2 separate regions of the Homo sapiens genome follow, and region 1 is linked to region 2. A link is a contact called in ENCODE Hi-C or POLR2A ChIA-PET data. All regions are on one chromosome and are shown on one strand. Each heading gives the region's core, a stretch centred on a gene start or an enhancer-like site at or near the end of the contact. The rest is flanking DNA. Distances are from core to core; before and after follow the strand shown. Region 1 overlaps JUN-DT (JUN divergent transcript). Region 2 has its middle 35 kb from the start of LINC01358.

What was found. Hi-C counts contacts between places; a loop is a spot of excess contacts on that map. ChIA-PET counts read pairs that join two places held with the same protein, here RNA polymerase II (POLR2A). Pooled maps may share reads with other maps.
Region 1: a loop to region 2 is called in a map of Right ventricle myocardium inferior, with 5 times the contacts of the local background. The contact joins two enhancer-like sites. A Hi-C loop is called at or near these places in 3 of 168 maps with a recorded cell type or tissue (Right ventricle myocardium inferior, heart right ventricle and right cardiac atrium) and 7 of 50 pooled maps. POLR2A ChIA-PET finds 5 or more read pairs at or near these places in 4 of 52 experiments (AG04450, B cell, activated B cell and 1 more).

Annotation. Positions count from the first base shown.
Region 1 is chr1:58,816,447-58,823,949 of GRCh38, reverse strand. The region is part of intron 1 of JUN-DT (JUN divergent transcript); the gene reads right to left. Among named protein-coding and RNA genes, the nearest start is that of JUN-DT, 35 kb to the right of the region's middle. RefSeq lists a silencer at 7,427-7,503. Within about 2 kb of position 5,734, at least 3 of the 41 ENCODE cell types and tissues checked have a DNase peak (open chromatin) inside an H3K27ac peak, as active enhancers do.
Region 2 is chr1:58,981,427-58,988,834 of GRCh38, reverse strand. No RefSeq gene overlaps it. Among named protein-coding and RNA genes, the nearest start is that of LINC01358, 35 kb to the left of the region's middle. RefSeq lists enhancers at 5,486-5,986, 5,987-6,487, 7,022-7,408. Within about 2 kb of position 5,979, at least 9 of the 41 ENCODE cell types and tissues checked have a DNase peak (open chromatin) inside an H3K27ac peak, as active enhancers do.

The DNA.
Region 1 (7,503 bases), core at 4,485-6,984, 160 kb after region 2:
GTTAGAACTGCAAGCTACACATCCTTTCCTTAAGGAGTCCACAGCTTAATGCAGAAAGGAACTCATGCAACTCAGCATGATTCAGTTTAGCATGTGACGAGTGGTTTTAGAAATAAAACAGACCAACCCCCAACTACTGCAGCCTTAAAGATACAAGGGGAGAGGAGAGTTGTCAAGAGAAGTAATTAGCACTGATTGAACTCACAGCAGATGCTGTTTTGGATACCACACACATGCTCTCCTACTTGAGTCTTACTACAAACACCTCTGAGGTGGATCTTATTTTTCTGAGTTCTCAGATAGTGCTCAAACAGGTTAAGTGACTCAGCCGGGGTCACACAGCAGCTAGTAGCTGGTAGAACAGGGATTTGAGCAGAGGCCTCTCTGACTCAGAAGCCCATGCTCTGGCCACAGCAGCCCCCTAATGAAAAGGGAGTGAACGTGTTCACCATGAGTTCTGCTCAGGGACTAGGGAATATACTAGTGACCAATAGGATAAGGAAGATTAAAAAATAATAACATAAAAAATACTTTTTTGGTGCTTTACAATTTACAAGATTCTTTCTTATCCATTATCTGATTGCATCCATATGAATTTGGCAAGGCAGGGGCTATCTCCATCTACAGATGAAAAAACAGAGGCTTTAGCAAAATTATACAATTTTCCTGAGATCCTATGAATTAGATGCAGAGTCTGGAATGACTTTACCAGATTTACTCCATGAATTACCACATGTAATATACAGGTACATTTGATTAGCATCTGAGTCTTAAGACAACCTAAAGAAGTAGGCTCGACAAGTCTAACCCTCCTCACATTAAAGACAAAGAAATGGAATTTGGAGATGGTAATGAACATACCCAAGTGGTGGAACTGGAACTAGAACTCATGACCTAAGATGAGCACAAACTTTTCCTCTTTATCATATGATGTGGAAAAAAATTATTCACTTATTCGTTCAGCACCAAACTTGGGCAGGGTTGCCAACCACCTGAGAGTGGGCTTGTCCCTAAGAGCCCTTCCTTCCTCTAATAGCTCTCAGATCCACCACTAATCCACCATCAAATTTTGATATGAAAACACAACTAACTCTCTTAGACACTCTAGTCTGTTTTACCAATAAAAGGCAAAGAATGATCAAATAGTCAACTCTGCCCCCAACATAACTGCATCTTAAATAAAGTTGGGCTTATTCTCCCTTCCCCTATCCTTTTATAAAGTTCCCCTCCAGTTCTAAATAAAAGTGTAAAATTGCTCCTCTGCAAATGAATTTCAAGGTCTCCACATCAAAACCCTGTAAGAAATAAAACAAGCAAAGTAAAGGCTTGAATGATTACAAAGCAAGAATATCAATTATGCACTGTCCCACCAAATTAGTTCCTGAAAAACAGAAACTCTCATTTCCATTGTTTCAGAAACACTGTAGAAAGACAAGGCAGTATGGTGGGAAAAGTCTGGGCCTGGGAACTATGGAGTGTTCCAGGAGACCTGAGGCCCAGAGACATTAAGTAACATGCTGAAGGTCACACAACTTCCCAACGGAGCTGAAAATGAAGACAGAATCTGAATTCATGTCATTCTGCCTTCACATTGCTTCCCTGCCCTTTTCGAGTAAGCTGCATGGTGATCTACCCTCAAAGCTGAGTAAGAGCAAAGCCAAGAGGTGGTAACTATGTGCCTAGGGGCCTAGAGCTCCTGGCTATCCCTAACTGTCCTGGGTCCTATAATCATTATGGTGTAATGAATGAGAACATCATGAGGCAAAAGAACTTCCAGATCATCCTCTTTGATTCTGCTTTATTCTATCCGAATCAGACAATGTCACTGTTCCACTCAGATTTCAGTGGGATTCCTTTTAATTGTTTAGGGGGTAGGGGGCTCCAATGTGCCTTCGGTGGCCAGTGCCAGCAGCTCTTCTTGGGTGGACTGTTAGGTGCTGTGGCTCTCCAGCCTTGGGCGAGGATAATCCTGAGGTTTAACCCACACTCCAGAGTCCTCAGGCAGGATCAAGCTGAAGCTGCCCTCCGCAAGTGGCGTCTTAATACCATTCCCCAAATTACAGTGAAAGTAACTTTTACATTTCAGTGAAAACAACCTTGGGATGGATGTGACAGATTCCTTTTTAAGGAATAAACACCAACTTACCACCTGTTTTACACTCAAGAAATCACTCTTTGTTCTGTTTTGATTATTTAAACTCATTTAAAAGATCACATTGTTCTTATATTTTGCTCCATAAGCCTTCATTTTGTTGCTGACTAAAAGCAACAAAAGTCTGATCAAGGTACTCAGCCTAATCTTCTGGCTGATAGTCTACGTTCCATTCATTCATTCACAGCTGGCTCAAGCTTAGAACCAGCTGCACTGGCTGATCTAGTCACATCTACCAAATTATGGTCTGACCTTAGCAACCACCCTGGGAAACAACCTAGGGCCTACCTCAGCCACTGTCCATGCTGTCACTCCAGCCATCTTGCTGTTCCTCTCACGTACCCAACTTGTTCCCACCTCAGGGCATTTGCACTTGCTGTTTCACCTGCTTGGAATACACTTGCTTCAGACCTTCTCCTGGCTCCCCTCCTCACTGCATCAGAGCTCTGCCAAATGCCACGTCCTCAAAGATCCTTTCTTGACTTCGCCATGTAAAATGATCTGCCCATCCCCTACTCTGTCTTTTTATATCTTTCTTCATAATATTTATTACTATCTGAACTGATATAGTTATTATTTACTTATTTATTGTCTTTCTCCACCAGGAGAATGCAAACTCCAAGAGAGGAGATATTTTGTCTGCCCAGTTCATTCTTATCTAAATGGTGCCCAAAATAGCACCTGGGAGAGGGCAGGCACTTGATATATTTTTTGAATTAACAAAAAATGAAAGAATAGCACTTCTCTTCTTCAGCCTTTTATTTGTGAAATAAAACTTTTCCAGAGAAAGATTGAAAAGGCTTGGAAACTGGGAGATCTTTAGCTTTAATCCCATGGGTAAGTCTCTTATGTTACCTATGGATCAAGAAACTCTCTGCCTCAAAAACCTGCAGTGGCTCCCTGTTGCTTCAACAGAGGACAGCTGTCTGTGAGAGTTCGCAGTCTAAGTAAAAACTCAAGACCACCTAAAATAAAATAATCTGACAATGACGTTGTGTGTGTGTGTGTGTGTGTGTGTGTGTGTGTGTGTGTGTGTCATAAACATTTACTGAGTGCTTGCTAAATGCCAGGCACTCTTGAAAGAATACAAAGATATGGATCCACCCCAACCACCATCATTTTGGTAGTAGTAGAGTGAGATATCCAAGGAGGTCATAGGCGATTAAGAAAAAGAGACTTAGGTTGGGCGCAGTGGCTCACACCTGTAATTCCAGCATTTTGGGAGGCCAAAGCAGGTGGATCATCTGAGGTCGGGAGTTCGAGACCAGCCTGGCCAACATGGTGAAACCCCTTCTCTACTAAAAATACAAAATTAGCTGGGCATGGTGGCGCATGCCTGTAATCCCAGCTACTTAGGAGGGTGAGGCAGGAGAATCGCTAGAATCGGGGAGGCAGAGGTTGCAGTGAGCCAAGATCATGCCACTGCACTCCAGCCTGGGTGACAAGAGTGAAACTCTGTCTCAAATTAAAAAAAAAAAAGGAAGAAAAAAAAGGAAGAGACGTGTAAAGAATATTAAAGTGTTAGCAAATGCCAAAAGATAATTCTACATGGGTACATGGGCACGTGTACAAAAGGAATCAGTCCCCTTCATTTGGATATAGGCAGGAGTCCAGAAAAGCTCCTAAAGTAAGCTGCATTTCAGCTGAAGCTTGGGGAACAGGGGCTCCCCAGACAAGCGGGGAGGAGCGGTAGTGAGGGTGTTCCACGGAGAGGAAAAGCCTGAGCAACGGCCAGGAAGGAGGAGGACACATTCTGGAAACTAGAGGTGATAAAGTCAGTCCGAAGTGTGGACTGTGAGCTGGGGTTCAGTAAGAGACCAGGCTATGAAGTAAGCAGGGTGTTTACAGAAAAGATACCACACTGGAGTCAGGCAGACCTGAGTTCAAGAGCTGACCATGTCACAAGCTAGTCAGTCAGTCCGCTCTGAGCTCAACTTCCTTGGAAGTCAATGACTAGGAGGAGGGGGGCAAAGGATCACCAGCTCTCCAGTGAGGTTGGTGGAGGCACGGAGCTGGAAACAAAAGTGCTGGAAAGACTTGTTTTGTTTCAAAACAAAATACTGAAAATGTCCCCTTGCTTTGATTTGTTTTGAATCATGATATTTTGCTTATTTTGAATTTGAAACTCATTAAAAGAGGATGTAAGGTTTTTGTGTTTATCTAGGGTGACTTGGATTATAAAAGAGGCAGAGAAACTCTGGGTGAGGCGATCTTAAAGTCCCCTCTGATCCTCACCTCCAGCTCTAAAATGACTGACATTTGGGCATACAGGGAAAAAGCAGAGAGGTGCAGCGAATCAGATACTGAACTTGAAGTCAGACCCAACTTCTTCCAACTCAGACTTTGCCACTCACTTTCTCGGCAAGTTAACAAGCGTCTTGGAGTGTCAGTTTCCTCTTCTATAATATGATCTTTTCCTCATAGCCTTATTTTGAGGTTTATTTGAAATAATGGATTTGAAAGCAACTGTCACATAGTAGGTGCTCAATAAATGTCAGCTGAGTATACTGTCTTTGTTCTCTCCATATCCCTGTCTCTAATCATAATAGTTTCCTTGTGAATACCTACCATCTGCTGAGTGTTGTCCACAGGCTATCTCTTTTACAAGCAGAAATTAATGATTTAATTCTTTGTTGTCAGTTGAGTTCATTGAATTGCCTCAAGGCGGTTCTGACCCTCAGAATAGAGACACAATGTTTGATGGGAATTTAGGGTATTCTGTCTGGAACTACACAGGTTTAAAATCTTTTGAAATTTAAAGTGGCTTTTTATTACTTTGGAAACCTATCCACTGCACGTTTTTATTTCTAACCATTATCCGTTTTCTCCCTTACTTTCCACATTTAACTCAAGGCTTCAAATACAAAAGCCAAGTTTGAAATAATCACAACATTTAAGCAATGAATGTAATGACAGCTTATATTTCCATGGCAGGAAGATGTACACTATATTTAATAGCTTTAGCCATTTACAGCAAAAATTACCACGGGGACTCCAAAGACAGAGGGTAGGAGGAGAATTCTGGGCCTTTGACTAAAGATGCCATAGTCATAAGCTGTTTTGGAAATGATTAAGTGATAAATACAGTAAATTTACCCTCAATTCTGGGAACCCCACAGTGCAGACATAATTCTACAGAAACAGAATTACTCTGCAAAGGCAGAAGTAATTATTATTATTGTTAAAAGGTCTAAACCTTAAGCCTGTGCTGTTTTATTCTCTTTAGCTGGAAGATCACTAAGTACACAGACGAGGGAACTTAGGTATGTGGAGCATCTATTAGACACCAACTTCTCTATCACTTAAAACCTAACCTCCCTCCACATTCCATGTAAGCACTTGGAACTGGACCCCCAAAAATTACAGTGAGGGAAACCAACAATCTTGAATATCTACGGTGTGCAAGCCACCTTATTATATAAAATATAGCATATGCATGCAATGCTTAATCATATATAAGGAATGCCAATAAGCTCAGAAAGGAACCCCTTGCCTTTGTTGAGGAGGCAGCTGTGTGTGGTATCATTCCTGGCTGCATGCCCATTGCCTAGCATTGTGTCTGATACATCCTGCAGGAATTAAGAATATGGAATAAGGAGCCAAACTTTGTAGATTCAAGTCCTACTTAGTAGCTGTGTGACTTTGGGTAAGTCATTTAACTTCTTCGTTCCTCAATTTCCTATTTGTGAAATGGGATGCTCTTAATACCTCTCTCATACTGTAATTGTAGAATTAAATGAGTTAATAAGGGTCAAATGCTTAAGACAGTGCTGGCAAACAGTAAGAGTTGCAAACATCATCACTTGTGGAATTGCTGGATAATGGGGACCTCACCATCACCCTGTGACATAAAGTGTAATAAACTCCTTTTTCCAGGTGGGGAAACTGAAGAAAGTACACCTGCCTGGTCATCCAGTTCTTAAGTGGCCTAAACAAGATTCCTACCTAGGCCTAACTAACACTAATAACAAAACATAGCATTTAATTAGTTTTTTTTCAAATGTTCTAGGCCTTTACAGATAGGCACATATTTACTTCTCACAACAATTATATGAGGTAAGTGTCAGTAACTCACATTTTACAGATGCAGAAACTGAGACTGAGGTTAAGTAATTTTCCCAAGGCCATATAGTCAGCAAATGTCAAGTGTGGGTTGTTTTGTTTGTTTTATATATTTTTTTCAACTTTTATTTTACTTTATTTTGAAACGGTGTCCAGCCCAGTGCCTAGGCTGGAGTGCAGTAGCAGGAACATGGCTCACTGCAGCCTCGACTTCCTAGGCTCAAGCAATCCTTCTGTCTCAGCCTCCTATGTAGCTGGGACCACAGGTGCACGCCACCATGCCTAGCTAATTTTTAAATTTTTTGTAGAGATGAGGTCTCACTTTGTTGCCCAGGTGGGTCTCAAACTCCTGGCCTCAAGCCATCCTCCCCCTTCTGTCTCCCAAAGTGCTGGAATTAAAAGAGTGAGCCACTGCACCCGTCCCAACTTTTATTTTATAATTGGGGGTACATGTGCAGGTTTGTTACAAAGGTATATTGCCTAATGCTGAGGTTTTTAGTATAATTGAGCTTGTCACTCAGATAGTGAGCATAGCACCCAAGAGGTAATTTTCCAGCCCTTGCTCTGCTCCCTCTCCCACTAACTCTAGTAGTCCTCAGTGTCTATCATGTCCACCTTTATGTCCATGTGTACCCATTGTTTAGCTCCTGCTTATAAGTGAGGATATGTGGTATTTGATTTTCTTTTCCTGATTAGTTCACTTAGGATAATGGCCTCCACCTGCATCCATGTTGCTGCAAAGGACACGATTTCATTCTTTTTATGACTGCATAGTGTTCCGTGGTGTGTATGAGCCATATTTTCTTTATCCAATCCACCATTGACAAGCACCTGGGTTGATTCCAAGTTTTTGCTATTGTGAATAGCACTTCGATGAACATAGGGATTCATGTGTCTTTCTGGAAGAACCACTTATTTTTCTTTCGGTACAGACCCAGTAATGGGATTGCTGAGTGGAAGGTAGTTCAACTCTGGGTACTTTTAGAAAACCCAGGCCAGAGAACCTGACTGTCCCCTACATGGAAGAAAAGGGCCAGGTCTCTGGAACCTGAAATTCAGCTAGCTGAGCTGCAGATCTGGCTGGCGTTCCTATGGCCAGAACTTGGACCTGAGGACTGTACGAGGACTGAGGATTGAGGCTGGGTCTCTGGGGCCGCCTGGGGCTCTGGGGCCGCCGGTGGGTTAGCGGGCCTGGAACACGGGTGTGGCCCGCAGCGCCAGTTTACAACGGCCGGCAGGACCGCAGGGAGGAGCAAAAGCAGGAAGTGCCGCGCGCGCTCGCACCGAGG
Region 2 (7,408 bases), core at 4,730-7,229:
TCAGCAGGTCACACAGGGACTATGTGCCCAAATTTTAGTGTTATCCTAGTTTAGCCCTTGGTGTCATCCTAGTTTAGGACTGTTGTCCAAGCATTATAATAACAGCATTGCCTTTCACCCTCGAAAGTATCCCCATTTGGGCAATCAATTGCAGAGTCACCTTGTTTAAAGTAGGAGAGACATATGCTCCAATCTGTATTATAGGATGCTCACTCTAGTTGCCATGTGTACTAGCTTGGAATAAGACTAGAGGCTTGATGATGGCCTTTTAAGGTCTCATCCAGCTCCAGAATTCTCTGATCCAGATAGTTTTTAGACCACTCTTGGAATGGCACAAAACTGTCTTTTACTAATGCATAAATGCCTAATGAGCCTGCAAATGTAGCAGAGTTAAGAGGAGGGTGTTATTTCTATGGCCTGCGATGCTCTGGACAAGATTCCTGGAGAAGTTGGGTCTGGACCTTGACCATGAAGATGGATAGGATTTACACAGTCAGAGAAGTATAAAGTGGACATAGTGTGAGCCAAGGTGCAAAGGCAGGGATGATGAAGGAGTGCAATGAGAATGCCTAAACGAAACAACCCTCACCTAAATGTCAGCAACCATGACTGCCACCCAATAATAGAAGCAGCTTACAAGCATTTCCTGTTTTGTTATTTCTCCAAACTCCCTCCAAATCCCTGGGAAGTATGGAGGAAGTGCGTTAACCTGTGTGTTCCCAGAGCACTTTGAGCCCAGCCCTGGAAGCCACTCCATATGCACAGAGGGGCTCAGTGTAGAGTCTGCCTCCTCCGCCACTATAGGTTCCCAAGGGCAGCACCAAGCATCTCTATAGCTTTGAGGCTTGGAACAGAGAAGACACACAATAATGCTGGCTGATTAATTGACCAGAGAGAAAACAAAGGCTCAGAAAGGTTGAGTGTCTTGCCTAAGCCACACATGGTGAACAGTTGCTGGCAATGGACTTTGAGCCCAAGGCTCTAGAACCCTGTTCTTGCCACTGAACCATGTGGCCAACAGGTATAAATTAGTGCCCCAAACACAGACAGCATAGCATTGTGAGGTGGCACAGTTAGGAAGTGATTTTAACTACATAGGGTTTACGTCTATCTTTCAGCCTCTCTTTCCAAAGGGATTCCTCACTTTACACATCCCTGGGTCTTTGCATGTCCTTCCACCCAGCATGACCTTCCCCTCCATCTCTCCGTAAAATCTAGCACATCCTTCAAGGGGCAACTAGAGTGTACTTCCTCTGTGGCCGTCTTCCTGCCACCCTGACTGAGTGAGTAACCCCTCCTCTTTGCAGTCATAGCATCATGCTCAAACAGCAATTATCAGCATGTAATCTACATTGTACAGTGGGGCACTTACATAGTAGAACACATAGCAGAATCTTCCTTCTATGTCACACTGTGACCATTGAAGACAAGGGACTCTATCTTATTTATCTTTATATCCACAGCATCCAGAATAGCTCCTGGTACAATTGCACCAGGTATTTGATGAATATTTGTTGAATGAATGAAAGAATCTGCTTAGCCCTTATCCAGAGCTCTTGCTGTGATCCTATCCTAATTGTACCCTTATCTGGTTTTCAGTTGGGTTCAGCCCATGGGAAGCCTTAGCAGGAGATCAGAGGCTGGGAGGAGAGGGGTGAGCCATTAATTCCTCTCTCTGACTTTCAAGATTAGAAGGGAATGTGTTCGTTTACTAGGGCTGCCATAACAAAATATCACAGGCTGGGTGCATAAACAATAGAAATTTATTTTCTCACAGCCCTGGAGGCTGGAAATCTGAGCTCAAGATGTTGACAGGATTGGTTTCTTCTGAGGCCTCTATCTTCTCTCTGTGTCCTCACATAGTCTTTCCTCTCTACATATCTGTGTCCACATTTCTTCTTCTTATAAGAACACCAGTCATACTGAATTAGGGCCCACATTAATGACCTCATTTTAATTTAATTATCATATGGAGACCTTATCTCCAAATACAGTCACATTATCAGGTACTGGGGGATAGGGCTTCAACTTGTGAGTCTCGGAGGAACATGATTCAGCCCATCGCAGGTGCTAACGGCTCCCTGCTATTGTGAGTTCCTGGGTGCCAGTCCCTAACTCTGCCTATATCTCTGTAATAGTGTCTTTATAAATTCTATTTAGCTTGAACCCTTTACAGGTATACTGGCTGTTTTCTGGCAGTTTCTTGCAGATACAGATATTGACAGCTCTGGTGATAATAATCTACAACTACTTGTAAGTTTCTTGAGAAGAGGAATTTAATGCCAGCTGTGTGAGAAATTCAAAGTCGAGTAATAGACCCTTCTGTCTCTCTCTCTGCCTCATTCTTTTCATCTGCAAAATGAGATACTGACAACAGCCCCCCTTATAGAGTCTTGCCAGAGTCCATTGTGATAAAGGGTGGGACAGCTTTGCAAACTGGGAAGAACAGTAAGACTGAAGGTGTTTTGAGTCCACAGAGTAGATTCATTTTACAAGAAGCAAAGAATAGCTCTACAACTCTGGATTCCCAGGTTAGGAGCCTGAAGTTCAAAGCTGTAAGAATGGGGGGACATCTTAAAGGACCAGGCACTGCTGCTAACAACAGAGAGGGGTGGAATGTGGGCCATGGCATTTTTTCTGGTCTTCACTCAAGAGGGCCTCTTGTCAGGATAAGTTCTAGGAACAAGGGAGGGTCTCTTTGTTCCTCCTTGGTAATAACGACCTAGCTCATGGGTTTGCTGAGTATCTATGGAAAACAGTCCAGGCAGAGATCCTGGATACGTCTATTTATGATGACGTTGACATAGAGAGGACCAGTATGTTCATGCAAAGGCCATGTTTCCTGTTTCTATAAACATCTTCAATGTGAGAAAAGACTTTGATGGGTCCATAGGCACAATTTATGGCTTGATCTGTGCCAATATAAATCAAGCACACATACCATCCCAATGAAATCGTGCAGATCATTGATTTAGGGTAATGAGGACCTGTAAGCAGGGTGGATTCCAAGGCAACTTATTTTTGCACATTGGTTAACCTTCATCTCTGGGACCAGAAAGGGCCTATTTGGCCATGTAGTGCCATGAAAGGGGTGCAAGCTCTGGCTTAGACATTGTAGGCTCACTGCTAGCATGGGACCACATTGCTTAATACTTCAAGTCTTAGTTTCCTCCTCTTTTAAAACTGAGTTAATGGGGCTCCCTCAAGAGGCTGTTGGAGTGGGGGGTCAAATGGTGCTACTTAGTGATAAATGTCACTAAATTGCACTTAGCAGGTACTACTTTAGTGTTAGTTGATACTCCCTTTCTCTAAGATCCTGGGTTTGTTTTGTTGATGTCTTGGAATTTTAAATTGGTCTCCAAATTGGCAGAAGCTGAGCCAGTCACAGGAGTGACCTCCAAAGGCAACCTGAAGCACTTGCAATGTACTCAGAGATAATGAACATGACCCTAAGACCCCAACAGGAGCTCGTCTAACCGAGTGTTGAAGACCACAAACCCTTTCATTTGCAGTATTTCCTTTGGATGCTGATTCTCCTAACTACCTTTTGAGAGGAGTAGGTGGTTTACCTCTATTTTTAATAATAATTATAAAATAATAAAAATGGAATAATAACTTAGCATCACAGTAAGTCAAGTTGCAGTCTACAGCATTGTACTATCTCTTGGGAACTAAAATGGTTCATGGGTTACTGGGAATCCTTGATAGTTTCTAAGAAAGAGAGTGTTACAACCAACCCTCTACAACATAGTCAGATTGAGTTACCTGCGTCTTCCACGGGCCAATTATTGCCCAGCCTATTCAACATTTATTCTACTTTAGAGCAGCGGAAAATATACATGATGTATCTCCTGTCACTTAGCCTTGGGGATTGTTAGTTTCATGGATTCAGAAGATCTGACTTTGGCACCTAACTCTGCTACTCAGTCACCATGACACCACATACAATCATTTCCCCACTCTTGGTCTCAGTTTCTTCATCAGTAAAAAATCCTACCTGATTCAAAGGAGGGTAAGAGAAGACCCACTGGCCAGGCGCAGTGGCTCACGCCTGTAATCCCAGCACTTTGGGAGGGCGAGGTGGGAGGATCTCGAGGTCAGGAGATCGAGACCATCCTGGCTAACACGGTGAAACCCCATCTCTACTAAAAATACAAAAAATTAGCCGGGCATAGTCCCAGCTACTCTGGAGGCTGAGGCAGGAGAAGACGTGAACCCGGGAGACGGAGGTTGCAGTGAGCCGAGATTGCACTCCAGCCTGGGCAACAGAGCAAGACTCCATCTCTAAAAAAAAGGAGAAGACCCACTGAGAAGATAAGTGTATGGTAGTTTGCAAACTGACTATTGGGTCAAAGAAAAGGATGTTTGCTTTTTCTCCCCATACCTCATACCTCAGCCTCACCCTACTTTAGTCAAAGGCGCCAGCATCATCTACTTCCTCTTGATTTCTTCACCCACCACATGGCATTCACCAGCAAGCTCTACCAACTCTATTTCCTTAGATGTAGAGTGATTGTTTGTATTTGTAATATATTTATTTTGACATATTTTAACTTTGTATTCCAAAATTATTTGACTTATGGAAATGTTACAACACTTATATAAAAAATTGTGTTGTACCCTTCATCCAGATTTCCCAAATGTCAACATTTTGCTGGATTTGCTTCCCTGCCACCCCGTGTGTGTGTGTGTGTGTGTGTGTGTGTGTGTATGTGTGTGTCTCTACTGCTGGTCATTCAAGTTTTAGCTCAAATGTCTCCTCTTAAAGGTCATCTTCCTAAGCCCATGATCCCACCCTATGGCACCATTCCAATTGTAGTACTCTACAGAACACTGAACTCCAGCTAATATTTTTCTTGGCTCTTTATTTACTGGTTACCTCCCTGCTTCCCCCATGAGGATGGAAGTCTTATTGGAGAATTGGCCTTGTGTCCCTTGCCTTACTGCTGAATCTTCAGAGCCTAGAACAGAGCCTGTGCAGAACTGGCACTTAATCATTATTTTGCTGAATAAGTGAATTGGGGAACTGCTTGTGTCTGTCCTGTACAAGATCTTAAGTGGCATGCAGTGTGTTCTCTGTAGTCAAGGTGTAAATGTCCTTTGGAGCCTATACTGGCTGCAACATTCACTTCCATCATGAAAATATTTATCTGCTCTTGCCCTACAAGGGGATTACTTAACACACAGCTAACGTTTGGGTGTAAAGTCTCCAAGAAAGAGAAAGAAAATCAAAGAAACCACAGAAACGTGGACACACATAGGAAGAGAGTATGGCAACTTAGTTGTTTGCATTTGGGCTCTGGAGCTAGAATGCTTTGTTCACGTGCAGGTTTTGCCACTTACTGCTGTGATTTTAGACAAATTACTTAAACACTCTGTGTCTCAGTCTCCTTATGTGTAAAATAGAGATAATAAGAAATCTTCTTCATAAACTTGTTGCACAATCAAATATGTTTAAACTGCTTAGAGCCACGGCTGGCACATGGCAAGTGTTCAGTAAATGTCATCATGATAAATAGTTACATAATTGAGAGCAGGTGGTGCATACTGTCTTATAACCTTTTTTTAACTTGGCAAAATATTCTAAATATTTCATATCAACGAATAGTCTTTTACCACATGATTATTAAGGGCTAAAATTTTTCTGTCATATAGATGTACTATAAGTTTCCTGAGATATTTAAGTTGCTTCCAATTTTTTTTTATTATCAACAATACTACGTTGAACATCCTTGTACATATATCTTTTCACACATCAGCAACTATTTCTCCTTCTTGTATTCCTAGAAGTGGAATTGGTGGGTCAAAGGCTATGCATATTTTCTGACCTGAAATACAGATTCCAAGTGCCCAAGACAGGTTATCCCAACAGAGGCATTTCCTCAGAGACCCAAGTCCAGAGGCAAGGGCGGTTCCTAATCTCAGCCATTTTCCTGTCACTCTCTCCCTCTGCGCCAGCCAGGCTGCAGCCAGTGTGTCCAGCTGAGGCCACAGCAGGTTCCAATAATCCTGTTTACTCGGCTCTGGGCAGGAACACAACCTGGATGTTCTCTCTCCAGGGGATATCAGGGACTTTTGCTTTGAACTTCATCCAAGAGACTAAAAACAACCACATCCACCACGTCTGCTGTTTCACCACTGGCCTCACCCCTGTTGCTTGACCCTGTTGCCTGGCTGTGTTTACAAAAGCATCTACACTTTTTAACCCTTTTCAATCATGGCCTTCCCACCACTGTTACCCAGCAGAAAGCCTTCTGTTCTTTAAGACTTAGCTCAAGTGTCACCTCTTCCAGGAAGGCTGTTCATCTACGAACAATGCTTCCCAGTGTGGGGAAAGGAAACTCCTGGGTAGTGGAGTCAGACGCATCTGGGCAGAGCAGCAGCACACTCCCCTCCAGCTGTGTGCCCTTCTCCTTGGGTGTTTTCTTTCTAGCCTCAGCATCCTCTGCTAAACTCACAGGTAAAACGATGACCCTAACACAAACCTCTCAATGTCTTTGTAAAGTGGTGTCTTTAAGCTCCCAGTAAGATTGATACCAAGACAGGTGATTTTTTAAAAAGGAATGGTGTCCACGTGTTCTCACTCATGAATGAGAGCTGAACAATGAAAACACATGAACACAGGGAGCGGAACAACACACATTGGGGCCTGTCAGGGGTTTGGAGGAAGAAGAGCATCAGGATAAATAGCTAATGCATGCGGGGCTTAATGTCTAGGTGATGGGTTGATAGGTGCAGCAAACCACCATGACACATGTTTACCTATGTAACAAACCTGCATGTCCTGCACATGTGTCCCGGGACTTAAAATAAATTTTTTTTTAAAAAAGGAATGGTGTTTTTGTGCCGTTGGCTTATATGTTTAGTTTTTGGTCTGCTTGCTTATATTCCATGGCAAGAATGTCCTTTTCAAACTCTCCAAGAGAAGGAGGACACTCTTGTCTTTCTGACGGTCTGAACAATGCTTACATATCCTCTCCCTTATTACTCTGCTTAAAGAGAGATCCATTATTCCAGAAGGAGAAGGGTAGGCCAAGACTGGTGCTAAGGTTGAAAAGGTGGAATGGCCCGTATCTGGCAGGGATTCTCCAAGATGGCAAAATAAACTACAGTGGCTGCTGTTTCCAAAGATGGGGAGCTGCATCCTACTACCATAGAGCATCCCAACCCAGGAGGGGCAGAACCTCTGGAAAAGCAGAAGAAAAAGCCAAAAGACTTCACATGCAGAGTTGTGGTTCTAGCAGTTACAGGGAAAGCTGCCCTTGGCCTTTGACTAGCACAGCAGGAGGGCTAGGAGAACTGTCCCCTTTAAATGGGGCACAGCACAGCACAGCAGGAGTAGATGTAGACTCTCCATTCTCATACAATCCCCCTTGGCTACAGACTTTTGAATATAGGACAGATATAT